2 separate regions of the Homo sapiens genome follow, and region 1 is linked to region 2. A link is an interaction called in ENCODE POLR2A ChIA-PET data of the cell type or tissue named here. Cell type or tissue: K562. All regions are shown on one strand. Each heading gives the region's core, and the rest is flanking DNA. Links, peaks and the distances in the headings are about the cores only.

Evidence for each region. Peaks named below come from ENCODE experiments on the same cell type or tissue, not always from the same donor. Only the 100,000 strongest peaks of a DNase experiment are listed, where the experiment ranks them.
Region 1: POLR2A ChIA-PET joins it to region 2 with 6 read pairs; 2 of 35 experiments call an interaction of 5 or more read pairs at or near these places.

The regions. Positions count from the first base shown.
Region 1 is chrX:30,484,396-30,492,128 of GRCh38, reverse strand. No RefSeq gene overlaps it. Among named protein-coding and RNA genes, the nearest start is that of TASL, 90 kb to the left of the region's middle. In K562, for the core only: CTCF peaks have their summits at 2,599 and 3,793; no DNase peak of the experiment used is centred there.
Region 2 is chrX:30,210,924-30,218,460 of GRCh38, reverse strand. It overlaps MAGEB2 (MAGE family member B2), which reads right to left and starts at 2,898. Exons shown (of 2, transcript NM_002364.5): 1 at 2,806-2,898. LOC107985632 (a long non-coding RNA gene) reads left to right here and starts at 2,941. Exons shown (of 3, transcript XR_001755983.2): 1 at 2,941-3,362; 2 at 4,350-4,426; 3 at 5,041-5,128. RefSeq lists an enhancer at 2,515-3,714. In K562, for the core only: CTCF peaks have their summits at 1,102 and 3,044; a DNase peak (open chromatin) is centred at 2,970; H3K4me3 peaks cover 1,008 bases.

The sequences.
Region 1 (7,733 bases), core at 904-5,903, 270 kb before region 2:
GTTTTACAATTTGAAACTAAATGTTTGCTTCTATCAGTAATAAAAGGATAACAATTGCTACATTAAAAGAAGAGAAAAAAGAAAAAAACTTATATATTTTCCTGGAATGATAGGGCAAGCACATGAGTTGCTAACAAAAGAGTTTGTACTGAAAAATAATTAAAATAGAAAATTTCTAGCTTTACTTTCTTTGAAATGAATTTGTGACTCTCATTTTGGCAATATTTGCCAGTAATTCAGTTTCCACTGGAAAATAACCTTGACTTTGTTTTCTATTCAGTTTGGTACTCTGCACATTATTTTTCTAACTAACTCATATAAAAGTTTAAAATAGAGTTTCTTTTGACATTCCCAACAGCTCTCTTTCTCCAATCCCTACTGCTCACTAGTTACATAACCTCCAGCAAGTTTCTTAACCTCTCTGTGCCCCAGTTTCTTCATCCATAAAATGGGGATAATAATAGCACACACCTTGTAGGATTTGTGGCCAGGACTAAACGCATCATTACACACTCACAGTCTCTGACAAACAGAAAGCTCTCTAGGTTGTTATTATTTTATGTTTATATTCCACCAAGTACATATTCATGCTACTCTGCATTTCCTTTTTCATGCAATGCTTCCATTATTTTTCCTAAAGAGCCAATTTATGACAATGATTCAGCAAACATTTTTGATTGTCCACTACGTACCTGATAATGGGTACTTTGATCCCTTGAATCAAAGCACCAGATGTAACCTTGAATCTGGTAGAGAGGTTAAATGACACCAGATCAGCCTTATTTCAAATTAAAAGAAAAATTTCTGCAACATCTCTGAGAGATGGCCACACTGTCTCCTTAAACACTTTTAGTGAGGGCAGCTCACCCTTTACACTTGGAGGGCCATTTTCTATGTGTCTAATTGTCAGGCCTTCTGCTGAGCAAATATCTGCCTCCCTATAACTTTGTAGCTGCTGGTTCTAGGAAGCTGCTGGAACATCACAGGCTGCTTGTTCTTTCTCCCACCTGACATACCTCTTCAGATTTTAAAGACCAGTGTCATGTTTCTCCATGCTTCTTTGCTTCGGGATAAATATTTGTAGTTTTCTCAAGTAACTTTTTTTTTTTTTTTTTTTTTGAGATGGAGTTTCACTCTTGTTGCCCAGGCTGGAGTGCAATGGCGTGATCTCAGCTCATTGCAACCTCTGCCTCCCGGGTTCAAGCGATTCTGCTGCCTCAGACTCCCGAGTAGCAGGGATTACAGGCATGCACCACTACACCTGGCTAATTTTGTATTTTTAGTAGAGACAGGGTTTCACCATGTTGGTCAGGCTGGTCTCGAACTCCCGACCTCAGGTGATCTGCCCGCCTCGGCCTCCCAGAGTACTGGGATTACAGACGTGAGCCACTGCACCCAGCCGAGACACTTTTTAATTTGTCACAGTTCTTTACATAGAGGATCTAGAAGTGCAAAAAATAGTTGAGATATGTTCTTACCAGTGCTATTAGACTGCATGATTTGATGATACTATACACCTGTGCATGTAGGATAAACATTGCATTTTTATGTTTTTATTGGACATATTATATTGTGGGCTCCAATTAATCTCGTGATTATCTAAAACTTCACATCTTTTTCCAGTGATCTGAGGTCAAGTGTGGCCCTTCATTCTAAACTTTTTATTATTTGCTTATTTATTTTTTGAGACAGGGTCTCATTCCGTCACCCAGGCAGGAGTGCAGTGTTGTGATCACGGCTCACTGCAGCCTTGACCTCCTGAACTCAAGCGATCCTCCTTCCTCAGTCTCCCGAGTAGCTGGGACTACAGGTGAGCGCCACTGCATCCAGCTACTTTTGGTATTTTTCGTAGCAACAGGGTTTTGCCATGTTGCCCAAGCTGGTTTCGAACTCCTGGGCTCAAGCAACTCGCCTGGCTTGGCCTTCCAAAGTGCTGGGATTACAGGCATGAGCCACCATGCCTGGCCTAAACTTTTTAAAATGAAATTTTAGTGCCTAAATGTAGGATTTGCTACTTATCCTCTTAAAATGTTACGTTTTTATTCCAACTCAATATTTTGGATTTTAATGATATCATCCAATGCATTACTTTCAAACATTATGGCATCTGAAAATTTGAATAGTATGCCCTTGATATGTACTTGATGTGGATAGCACATCGCTAGAGTCCCCACTGTGCTAGAAGTCAGTATACTAATCATGCATCAATAGTAGTTTGGAAGACTTTAAGTGTCCGTAATTGATTAAAAAATATGATAAACAAACCATCACTATTTAATTTTTAAACTGATATTACTGAGTGCCTGGTTGTGTCAAGAACTGTGCCAGGTAGAGTAGATTATTGCTGTAACACACCGCATTTTGTTCACACTTTCTATATCCATGCTCTTGTGTATTCTAAATCTGGGCACAGAGACACAACTTGCTTCGGCCAACAGGATAATAGCAAATGTCCTACAAGCAGAAGCTTGAAACACATTTGTGCATTAAGGCTTACTCTCTCTTGCCAGTCTTAGAAGACTGACACCTCCATTATGTGAATAAGTCAATAGTAGGCTGCTGGAGATAGGTGGCACTGTCACCCTTTCCACTCCAGCGAGTAGTCCAGCACCAACTGACAGCTAGCACCCACCACCAGGCATGGGAGTGAGGTCATCTTAGGTCAATTTGTCCCTAGCAAACTCACCAGATGACTACAACTATATGAGTGAGTCCAGATGAGACCAGCAGAAAAGCCACTTAACTGAGTGTAGCTCAAATTTTCAAACCATATAATCATAAACCTAATAAATGTTTGTTGCTTTAACCCACTAGGTTTTGGGGAGGCTTTAACGGATGTGGTAAATTTTTCAATTTTCCATCCCTGCTCATATCCATTCTCTCTTCCCTGATACTTTTTAGTCATTCTCACAAGATACAGGGAGCATTCTGTTTTTTTTTTTTTTTTTTTTTTTGAGACAGAGTCTCACTCTTGTCACCCAGGCTGGAGTGCAGTGGAGTGATCTCGGCTCACTGCAACCTCCGCCTCCGGGGTTCAAGCGATTCTCCTGCCTCAGCCTCCCCAGTAGCTTGGATTATAGGCGCCCGCCTGGCTAATTTTTGTACTTTTAGTAGAGACGGGGTTTTGTTATGTTGGCCAGGCTGGTCTCGAACTCCTGACCTCAGGTGATCTGCCCGCCTCGGCCTCCCAAAGTGCTGGGATTACAGGCGTGAGCCACTGCGAGCATTCTTTCTGGGCTTGGCCATTTCACTTGCCTTGGCCCGTGAAATGTGGGGAGAAGTGATAGTATGCCAGTTTTGAGTTGAATTCTTAAGAGTCACCATGTGTACCTGCTCACCCTCTTGTGCTTCTGCACCATAAGAAAAAGATGAAAGAGATATAGTGCTCACTTGGATGCAATCTGAGTCGTGGCACCAAGCCCATCTGAGGTCGTCCCAGATCGGCCAGCCCTCAGCCAAACTGCAGATGTGAGAACAAGGAGAAATCATTGCTGTTTTTTGCACCCGCTGTCAGGGTGGTTTGCTTTGCTGCATTTTTTTATGTTGATATCTAACTGACAAAGTGGAGATGGTTAAAGATATTGCTATGTCAACAGGATCTTTTAAAGTAACAAAGTCACGGATCATAGTAAACTGCTGGTTGAATTTGATGTACTAATAAATTTTTACATTGGGATAAACTAAAATAATAGGTATCCAAATACTACTCAGATGGTTAGAAATCATGGGTCACCGCAACATCTGGGAAATGAGCAGTAGCAGTGGCTTTTAAATTTTGCAGTTTTGTCCTATTTCTAGGTCCTACCACTGGGAGCCACTGTTGCTACTATTACTATGATTCAAGGTTCTTAGACACTTTCAGTACCAATCGTCTTGTCACATTTCCCCTTTATTATATTTCAGTAGCAGTCGTCTTGTCACCTTTCCTCTTTATTAAGCAAGTTACTTAACTGCTCTGTGTTTAAGTTTTCTCATCTGCAGAATGGTAGTAAAATAGTACCTACCATGTAGGGTTGCTGTAAGGATTAATATCATGGGAGGTGATGATTAAGGTGTTAAGAGTTAGTGGATATAAACAAGATTTCCATTAGAGGTATTTGTGCTTAGTAGGGGGTTTCTTAAACATCACAAGCCTTCAGTACTCAAAGGAGTTAGGTTACAAGAATGGTCTGACATGAGGTGTGGTTTATATTTTGGGATGGACAGCCTTCTTTCTATGCAAATCACAGAAACGTAGATTGCTCCAAGCAGCTCCAGCTGATTTATAATGTTAGTCCTGCTGGTCCCCAAGAGCCAATAAAAGAAGGTTTTTGTTTTAAATTTCTAATGTACCAAAGTCTGGTAATTTTGAAAAATCACAATAAACATGGATTCCTAGATGTTGCTGCAATATAAAATTGCTATATAAGTTTCTGTTTACTCCTCAGTTTCTGTAGCTAATTCTTTGTTGGACTGGCAACATGGAATTCATAGCCCAGGACCAGCCTGCTGACCACACTGTGAATAGTGCTGCAGTGAGGTATTTTGGAAGGGAGGGGTTGTCAGAGAAATGCTCTGTTTTATTTCCTCCCCTGTCAATACCATAACCACCTTATTGTCCCAGACAAGCAGAAAATTATAAGCGTGAAGGTATCATTGATTAGAGGAGATCACTGTTACATATAATACTATTCAATAATGAGTAACAATGAAATGATGCAATCAACACCATCTTCTGCCAACCAATATGTTTATCATGTTTTAGTATGGTAATACATGATGCGAATTAACGAAATCATCAAATATATACTGAACATCTGCCATATGCCAGACACTATCCTAAACGCTAGAGATACGTCACTGTATAAAACAGACAAGCCTTACAGTAACCAAAATGGCAGGATACTGGTACCAAAACAGATATATAGACCAATGGAACAGAACAGAGGCCTCAGAAATAATGCCACACATCTACAACCATCTGATCTTTGACAAACCTAACACAAACAAGCAATGGGGAAAAGATTCCCTATTTAATAAATGCTGTTGGGAAAACTGGCTAGCCATATGCAGAAAACTGAAACTAGATCCCTTCCTTATACCTTATACAAAAATCAACTCAAGGTGGATTAAAGACTTAAACGTAAGACCTAAAACCACAAAAATCCTAGAAGAAAAACTGGGCAATATCATTCAGGACATAGGCATGGGCAAAGACTTCATGTCTAAATCAGCAAAAGCAATGGCAACAAAAGCCAAAATTGACAAATGGGACCTAATTAAACTAACGAGCTTCTGCACAGCGAAAGAAACTATCATCAGAGGCCGGGCACGGTGGCTCACGCCTGTAATCCCAGCACTTTGGGAAGCCAAGACGGGTGGATCACGAGGTCAGGAGATCAAGACCAACATGGGTAACACGGTGAAACCCTGTCTCTACTAAAAATACAAAAAATTAGCCGGGCGTGGTGGCGGGCGCCTGTAGTCCCAGCTACTCAGGAGGCTGAGCCAGGAGAATGGCGTGAACCCGGGAGGCGGAGGTTGCAGTGAGCTGAGATCACGTCATTGCACTCCAGACTGGGTGACAGAGCGAGACTCCATCTCAAAAAAAAAAAAAAAAAGAAACTATCATCAGAATGAACAGGCAACCTACAGGATGGGAGAAGATTTTTGCAATCTATCCATTTGACAAAGGTCTAATATCCAGAATCTACAAAGAACTTAAAATTTATGAGAAACAACCCCATCAAAAATTGGGCAAAGGATATGAACAGACACTTCTTAAAAGAAGACATTTATGCAGCCAACAGACGTATGAAAAAATACTCATCATCACTGGTCATTAGAGAAATGCAAACCAAAACCACAATGAGATACGATCTCGTGCGAGATAGAATGGAGATCATTGAAAAGTCAGGAAACAATAGATGCTGGAGAGGATGTGGAGAAATAGGAACACTTTTACACTGTTGGTGGGAGTGTAAATTAGTTCAACCATTGTGGAAGACAGTGTGGCAATTCCTCGAGGATCTAGAACTAGAAATACCATTTGACCCAGCAATCTGATTACTGGGTATATACCCAAAGGATTATAAATCATTCTATAAAGACACATGCACACGCGTGTTTATTGCAGCACTATTCACAATAGCAAAGACTTGGAACCGACCCAGATGTCCATCAATGATAGACTGGATAAAGAAAATGTGGCACATATACGCCATGGAATACTATGCAGCCATAAAAAAGGATGAGTTCATGTCCTTTGCAGGGACATGGATGAAGCTGGAAACCATCATTCTCAGCAAACTATCACAAGAACAGAAAACCAAACACCGCATGTTCTCACTTATAAGTGGGAGTTGAACAATGAGAACACATGGACTGGGAGGGAAACATCACACACCGGGGCCTGTCAGGGGGTGGGGGACTAGGGGAGGGATAGCATTAGGAGAAATACCTAATGCAGGTGACAGGTTGATGGGTGCAGCAAACCACCATGGCATGTGTATACCTATGTAACAAACCTGCACGTTCTACACATGTACCCCAGAACTTAAAGTAAAATAAAAAAAATTAAAAAAAAAAAAACCAGACAAGCCTTGGCCCCTTATAAAGCTTATGTTGTAATAGAAAGTCCCCAAAATACAGAATCAGTTTTAATGGACTCTGCATTTACTCCCTACTGCTGTTGGCATAAATGCTTGATAAACTTCATTAAATTTAACATAATTAATTCTTGGCTTCTTCCTTTCATGACAATTTTTAAACTAGCTTGGATGATTTGTGTTTATTTCCTGACCTGAGGATGTAATTTTAGAGTAGTCCTCATTTGCCCTTTGAGGAACAATTTTTAAAAAAAATTAAAGAGTTGCATTTTGAAGGTGTCTCTGACCAATTCTTTCATTTATAGTAATATGCCCAAGCAACTGACCATGTCCCCTAAGGAAAAATGAAGAATAGAAAGAGAAGAAGGATTATTGATTTGCAGAAGTACATGTTTGAAACTGAAAAGTACCCAACAGGAAGTTCAGCCTACCATTTTTAACATGCAAACATTCACCACAATAATTATTTGTTAATATAAATCTACATTATAGATCCTGGAGAATACATTTATACTAGGAGCTACTAGTGGGTAACAAATTGCAATGGAAATGGAAATGGCCTGCTTTCAACCATTAATCACCACAAACACCTTCATTCCAATCCCAGATCTGTCATTTACAAACAAATTGACCTGCTGTATTTTAATGCTGTGTGACTTGGAGCAAGTTACTTAACTGCTCTGTGTTTAAGTTTTCTCATCTGCAGAATGGTAGTAAAATAGTACCTACCATGTAGGGTTGCTGTAAGGATTAACATGATATTCTATGTAAAGTGCTTAGCACAGTGCCTGGTACATGTTAAGTGCTCAATAAGTATTTGCAATTATAAAAGGGAACTAGCCTGTTGTGTGGATCTCAGTTTTTGTATTTGATTTCCGAACATGTTGGGAAACAGCTATCAGAAATAAATTCCTCTGTTGATTGTCCAGGTACCAAGTAAATCAGCTGACAATTTTCAGATTCCTGTGGGAATGTCTATTTGGGTCTCTTAATATAATTATTTCAACCGACATAAAAGCATTTTTAAAAACTCCACAAATTTCAGAATTGTACCAAATATTAGTAACAGTCTTTTCAGGAGTTAACAAAATAAAGAGTGGTTCAAAGCACACAATGGAAGATCAGCTGAATTCCAAGATGCAGTTT
Region 2 (7,537 bases), core at 119-5,118:
AAGCCTGCCTTTGCAAGTTTCCCTGAAGGCACTGTTCTAGAAAGCCACAAGGCTCCTGTCGTCCTGGTTATCCTTTCCCCTGAGACACCAGAGAAGAACCACAGAACCCCTACAGTGAGTTTCAGACTGCATTCTGTCAGCCCTTCCTTGGGCTTACTATGGTGACAGGAGGTACTGGCAGTGCGGCCTCCTGTCTTCTGGTGTTTGGGGTTTTATCAGTTAACTTTTAGGATTATCATATGAAGTCTTGGCAGGGCCTGAGCCACTCCCTTCCGCTACTGTGAATTTGACACCTCAAAGCACCCTGGGACTCATGAGAAGAAATTGAAGGGGTGCCTCAACCACCACCCTGAGAAGTGACACCCAGTGCTGAGAGTTCAGTGGGGTCTTTGATGTCTTGGAATCATTAGAGTCTTCAGCTCTCATTCAAGGTCCCCACCTTGGCTTCATGTAGGGCTTGGCACCAGCCCCCTTCTGCTGAGTGGTGGCTACACCGTCAGACTAAGAATCTCACCTCTCTTAGATCTTATATAAAAAAGAGAGGGGGACACTAAACCTGATAACCCTTTCCTGAGCTTTCTAGGGCTGAAAATAAAGGGTTGGACTGGATTCTTTGATGTCTCCACTGTTAAGGGTTCAGTGGTTCCTTGAATTCTCAGATTCCTCAATTTGACTCCTGGTAGAGGAGCTCTCCTTTTTATTGAACTGAGGCCTATGTCGTCATGGTAAGAGTGAACATCCCTGAGAACCCATAGGAGGAAGTGAGGGTGGCCTTATCTGACCAAATGTGGTCTTCCCAAAAGTAAAAGCTGTGGCAGGCAGATAACTGCCCTGTGATAGATGGTCCCACATACAGTCCCAACTCAGCCTCTAAATTTGACTCATGAGAGGGTCTAAGATTCTTCCCTGATATGGTTTGGATCTGTATCCTCACCAAATCTCATGTCTAACTGTAATCCTCAATGTTGGAGGTGGAGCCTGGTGGGAGATGACTGGATCATGAGGGCAGGTTTTTCATGAATGGTTTAGCACCATTCCCCTTAACGATGACTTCTCATGAGATCTGGTCATTTAAAAGTGTGTAGCGCCTCCCCTGGCCTCTTGATCCTGCTCTGGCCATGTAACATGTCTGCTTCCCCTTCCCCTTCTGCCATGATTGTAAATTTCCTGAGCCCTGCTCCCAGAAGCTGAGCAAATGCCAGCATCATGCTTCCTGTACAGCCTGCAGAACTGTGAGCCAATTAAACCTCTTTTCTTTGTAAATTACCCAGTCTTGGGTATTTATAGTAATGCCAGAATGGACCAATTAGTACATTACTTCTGTTGACAAGTGATCACCACCCTCAGATTAAAACTCTCATTTCCCTGTTACCCTTGAGTGGGAACTGATGGGCACCTCTGTTTCACATTTCTGCCTGGGGTCTCTCAGAGCTGACAGTACTGAGGATTGTGTGGCTCCCACTAATATGGGGTGGGAGCCCCCTGCAGTCGTCAGAGTTCTTATCATAACATCTGGCACAACCTGGAAACCCTCCCTCTGCTGACCTCAAGCTGCCTTTTTTTTTTTTTTTTTTAAGAGACGGAGTCTCGCCCTTTCGCCTAGGCCGGACTGCAGTGGCTCTATCTCGGCTCACTGCAAACTCCGCCTCCCAGGTTCACACCATTCTCCTGCCTCAGCCTCCCGAGTAGCTGGGATTACAGGCGCCCGCCACCGCTCCCCGCTAATTTTTTTTTTGGTATTTTTAGTAGAGACAGGGTTTCACCGTGTTAGCCAGGATGGTCTCGATCTCCTGACCTCGTGATCCGCCTGTCTCGGCCTCCCAAAGTGCTGGGATTACAGGCGTGAGCCACCGCGCCCGGCCAGGCTGCCCTCTTTAATGGGGTCGTTCACTTCTCTGAGATGTCTTGGGGAGAGTGAGTACAACTCAACATGCCATGCTCAGGTCTCCCTGGTCTGACAACAAGAGTGGGCTCTATATGGCACTTCTTTCTGGTTGGAGTCCCCTCCTCATCACTCAGTGTCACATCCTTGCTTCCTGTTAGAGACTGGGCCTCTCTGTCGCATTAGACCTACCCCATTACACCAAGACCCTCACCTCCCTGAGACCACCTCCAGAGGAAACTAGAGAGCATCTCAGCTTGCTAGCTTTGCCCTGACCTTCCTATTGCTGGCAGCAGATGTGGGTCTTGGATGTAGCCCTCAACTTCTTTAGTCCCGGGAGAGGAAGTCAGGTTGCTCTGCATTTGTCATGTCAGCCTGGGACCATCTAAAACCCAGTGTCACCTCGGCCTGGGAACTGCCCAGCATGACTCCTCTTTTGGGTAGAGGTCCGCTCATTAATACTCAGAGTCCTCACCTTAACCCCAGTTAGGTTTTAGGTTGATGCCATATGAGCAGAAGCAGGGCTGCTTCCTAGGTTCAAGGCCCTCCCCTCCCTGAGACTTTCCAGGCACAGCTTTGCTGGGGCCTCCCAGAGCCGTCTTCAGGGACGAGACTTAGTGAGGCCACCTTTGTTAAGGGTAGGAGATGTTCTCTTCAGTCCACATTTAGGGCCCTCAAATTGATTTCAGTTAGGGCCTACACCCACCCTACGTGCAGAATGAGGCCTATTCCCTGCGTCCAAACCTCCTTCCCCCGCGACTGCCCCTCCCCCCACCCTTCCCCTGCCCTGGAACTTTCCAGGTGGAACATTGCCGGACGGCTTTACCGGAGCCTCTCAGGACCAAATGCAGAAGCGGGACTTAGTGGGGCCCTCTTTGTTACAGGTGGGGGTGGTCTCTTCAGTTTACACTCAGGGTCCTCACCTTGACTGCCGACCAGTCCTGAGAATTCACCCCTGGCTGACCAGACGCCGCACCCCCTACACTCGCTCGGGTCCTCGCCTCCAAAGCGGAAGTCAGGATGAGCCACATCCGCTCGGGTCTTTTTTTTCAAAGCGGAAGTCAGGATGACTCACATCCGGCAGCCCGTGGCGTCTGAGGGCTGACGGCTGGACGCTACCGGACGTCACTGTTCTAGCGTTGCTGGTCCCTTCGTCTCCACTAGGGGTCCTCACCTCAGTATCTAGCAGCCTGGGACGAATATGCGTGCTGACCCAAATCCGCCAGCCTCCAAACAATACCCCCACCTCCCTCAGCCCCCACTGTGGAAATCTAAGCGTGCCAAACAGGCCACCCCTGCCTGGGCCTCACAGGCCTGACAGCAGCGGCAGGGCTCTGTGAATGTGCCTTTTTTGGGGAGAGGTCTTCTCATCCGCCCTCAGAGTCCTCACCTTGATTCCCGTGAAAGCCAAGACTCTCTCTCTGCACAACTGGGGTCACCCTCTTCAGACAAAGGCCCTTCCTTCCCCGAGACTATACAGGTGGAATGAAGGGGATTCAGAGATACTTATTTTGGGGCCTCTCGGTGCTAACAATGGCGAGGGGCTCTGTTTGGCCCCCTCTGCTGGTGTTGCAAGGGGGAGAGCCCCCTCGTAACACTTAGGATCCTCACCTTGATTCCTGTTAGGGCGTGGGTTTTGTCTCTTTGACCTAGGGCCATTTCCACTAGTCCAAGGTCTTCACCTCTGTGAAACACACGAGGCATATTGATGGGATTTCTCCACCTCATAATTCTCTTCTGGGCTCCCCAAGGGTGACAGCATTGGTGGAATTTGTGGGCTCCTCTGTTCTGGGGTGGGTGGTTTTGAAACTGCCCCTATGAACTGTATAAAATTAATCAGGGAAGAGGGAAGGGAGATAAATGAAGATACGCCAAGCTTGCAGAACATTCAGCATTAATCATGAAGTCAGCTGCTCTCTGACCTGCTTCCTCATAGTAGTTTGGTGCCTATTATCCCAGAATCATGTAGATCCTGTTACTAGATTATAGTTGCCCTTAATTGCTCTATAGATAACAATTTTAACATAATGAAACTTTTTTTCTTTGAGATATTCCTTAAGGTCCTGCATACTGATGATTCTAATGACTCAGCTGGTCTGAAGGACCCCACTGATGCCAGCTGCTCTAAAGGACCCTACTGACATCAGCTGGTCCAAAAGACCCCACAGGAGCTGACTAAAAAAAAAAAAACGCAGTTTCCACATTCTGATGATTTCATCCCCTTTACCCCAACGAATCAACAACCTCAGTTCTCCAGCCCCTCGCCCTCCATGATCTCCTTGCAAATCCCAGCCCAGAACTCCTTGGGGAGATGAATTTGAGAGTCTCTTCTCATCTCCTCACTTGGCACCCTGCAATCATTAAACTCTTTGCTGCAAACTTTGCTGTTTTATTATAGTGGGTCTGTTACTTTGCAGCTGACACAGAAACTCGTTGGTCCTATAACAGTTCTCTTATTTCTCTTCAGGGTCCTCACCATGACACCTGGCCAGTCTTGGGGCACTCCATCCTCCACTGACCTGAGGCTGTTCCCATCAGATCAAGGTACTCACCCTCTGCCGACCTCTGAACTGGAAGTTGTGGTGAGCTACATTTAGCCAGGGCTGTTCTGGACTTTGAAGGGCTGACAGCCTGAGCTGGACTTTTTGGGACCCCACAGTTCTGGCTGGGTCCTTCCATCATCTTCATTCAGGGTCCTCACGTTCATATCTATCAGAGGCTGAACTGCATCTACTGACATGAAGTTGACCTTCTTAGGCCATGTCCATGAGAGGTCTGAAGATTAAATGAGTGGATGCTCAGCCTGACAGTTCTGTCTCGAGCTCTCTAGGTCTGAGAGCAGATGAGAGTCAGTCTATGCATAACCTCATATATTCTGAGATATTGGTTTCCCATGTCCTCTGAACTGGGGATCATCTTTCATTAAAGGCTTTCTGGGAAATGTCACATCCCTGCAAACATGACCAGTTTTTCTACTGCAAACCTTGCAGAGAAGGAGCCGTGTTCCGGGAGTGATGTGAGATAGGGAAGCTGAAGCACAAGGCAGAAGCTCCAGGACAGGTAGTGGGCTGTCAGAGAAAAAAACATGCTGATTTTTTCCATCTTGCTAGACTTAGATTCTCACGAAAATTCTGTTCTGACACATTTATTTTCTACAGGGAAGAGACTGTCCAGGATGATTTTGGGAGCTTCTGATCTTTTGAGATTACCTGATATTGCTTGTGTAGATGAACGTATTGACACCAGGTACTATTTTTCTTTTTTTTATTTATGCCTCTCATTTATTTTGGCATTCATATTGGTCTGGGAATATATTTGACCCAGTAGTATGGGCACAGAGTCCTTCTTTTTATTGCCTGAGATACATTTTTCAAAAATAGAGAGAAAAAATGAATGAAGCAACATGAGGTTAGCCTCAGAATGGGAAGACTGGAACAGTGTGGGATGTAGATTAATCCAGACTGGGGGTCTGGTTTCAGCCCTGCCACTTACCAGCTATGTGAACTCAGGCACATTACTAAACTCTGTGAGCCTCAGGCTCTGCATCTGTGAAATAGGTTTGATAAGCCCCTTCCTTGTGGAATTGGTGAAATGTGGTTAATGTATGTAAAGCACCTGGCACAATACTTGGCCCATATTGAGGTTTCAACATGGCAGCTATTACCTATGATTAACTTGATGATACCACCCATCCCACTGTGATTGCTTTTTCTTAATCCAACAGATGTCAGAGAATATGCAGCATTCTAGAAGAAAGAAAACCCAATAAGCCAAAATGCAGATTAGCACGAAAAATCAAGTAATATTTCCCCATTAAATGATAAATTATTCAATGTGAGGTAGACTTCTCCAGTTAGGTGCAACACAACGCATTTGCGTCAAGGACTAACAACTTCCTTCCCTCCCAGTGTCACTTCCATCTAAATCACCTTTATTTTCATTAATTTAACAAGCACCAAACACCTAGAACTTGCCTAGAGCTTGCCAAATTATGTACATGATAGCCTAATTTGAATGCTCCTTTTAATGAAATTGACTCTTAACTCTTCCAGCCCAGTGCAGAGTACCCAGCGGCTTCTTATCATTTCTTCTTAAGGGAGTATCATCCTTATTTCTCCGAAGCTCACTGGATACAATGTATATAAAGCAGCTAGTTTCTGCACTGTGTTCATCTGCACTGGGACAAGAGCATAGTCACTTTCCAGTGCTGCCCCTGGTGGAGCTTCTTTCCAGTTTTCTCCAAAGTTAAGAGCACTTTTCCATTATAGGCTTAGTCTCTCAACTCTGAAGCTTACCATCTGAGGGTCTTGCCCTGCTCACCACTCCCACAGCCTCCTCCAGTCCAGCATGCAGCCTCACTTAAAATTACCTCCCAGTGAGGGACCTGCAGTTTCCCAAGGCCCTAGCTTTCTTTTTCTCAGAGCATTTACACTACACACTCTCATCTGGAACCCTTCCCACTTTCTTACCTGCCTCCATCTTTTTTAACCTTGTCCTTTGGATCTGAGAGATACTTTCACCATGTATTTGTATGATAGCTGCTCCTAACGACTAAAATTCTTTGGACAATGGGTAAAACTTTCTTTTTTTATTTCTTCTCATCTCCTTCATCTCCAGTACTAACATTGAGCCTTCCAAAGAGCAGAGAATTGATTAATATTTAGGGAATAAAAGAGCCAATGAACAAGAGTACTAAATGAGTACAATTTAATTTATCTTACATTTTTGAAAAAGCCAAACAAATCCAGCTATATATCTTTTAATTTTTTAAAAAGAAAGGCTAAAAGGAATAAGGCAAATCAAGAATTGAACACATCTCACCTTTTTTTTTTTATTTCATGATTTTAACTATTTGAGTGTGGAGTTATTTCACATTTCCAAGAAAATACCTATTCTGATGCTATGTTATTTTGTGTGGATCACAGGGGGAAAAATCAAGGATTTTAACTTTTTTTTTTTTAACTAAAAACTCTCATTTTTTAAATTATTTATTTTTCTTTTACTTTAAGTTTTGCTATACTTGTGCAGATACATGTACAGGTTTGTTATATAGGTATACATGTGCCATGGTGGTTTGCTGCACCTATTAACCCGTCATCTAGGTTTTAAGCCCCACATGCATTAGGTATTTGTCCTAATGCTCTACCTCCCCTTCCCCCCTCCCCCGACAGTCCCTGGTGTGTGATATTCCCCTCCCTGTGTCCATGTGTTCTTATTGTTCACCTCCCGCTTATGAGTGAGAACATGCGGTGCCAAAACTCTCATTCTTAAACCTGATAAACAACAATAAATGTATGACCTGTGCTATTCAAAATCTTAGATTCTTAAGTTAAATAAATCATCTATTAAAAAGAACAACATTTGAAGAATACCAATATATAAACAAATCTATAAGTTACCCATAAAAGCAAGAAGACAAAGGAGATATTCATTGTGTACCGTGTTTCCTTATCCTAACCCTCTACTATTGAGAACATTCACTGCCCACTTCAAACTCAAAGTGAAAAATTTGTTTCAGTCTTTACTAGGCATGGGAGAAGCTGCTGAACATAGCCCTGGAATGTTGCTTGGCTGTGGCAGTAGTGCCAGCCCTGGCTTCAACTCTGGCTTGAGCTCTGTCCTTCTTCATGTCTCAAAGCCTCTCCATACCTGGAT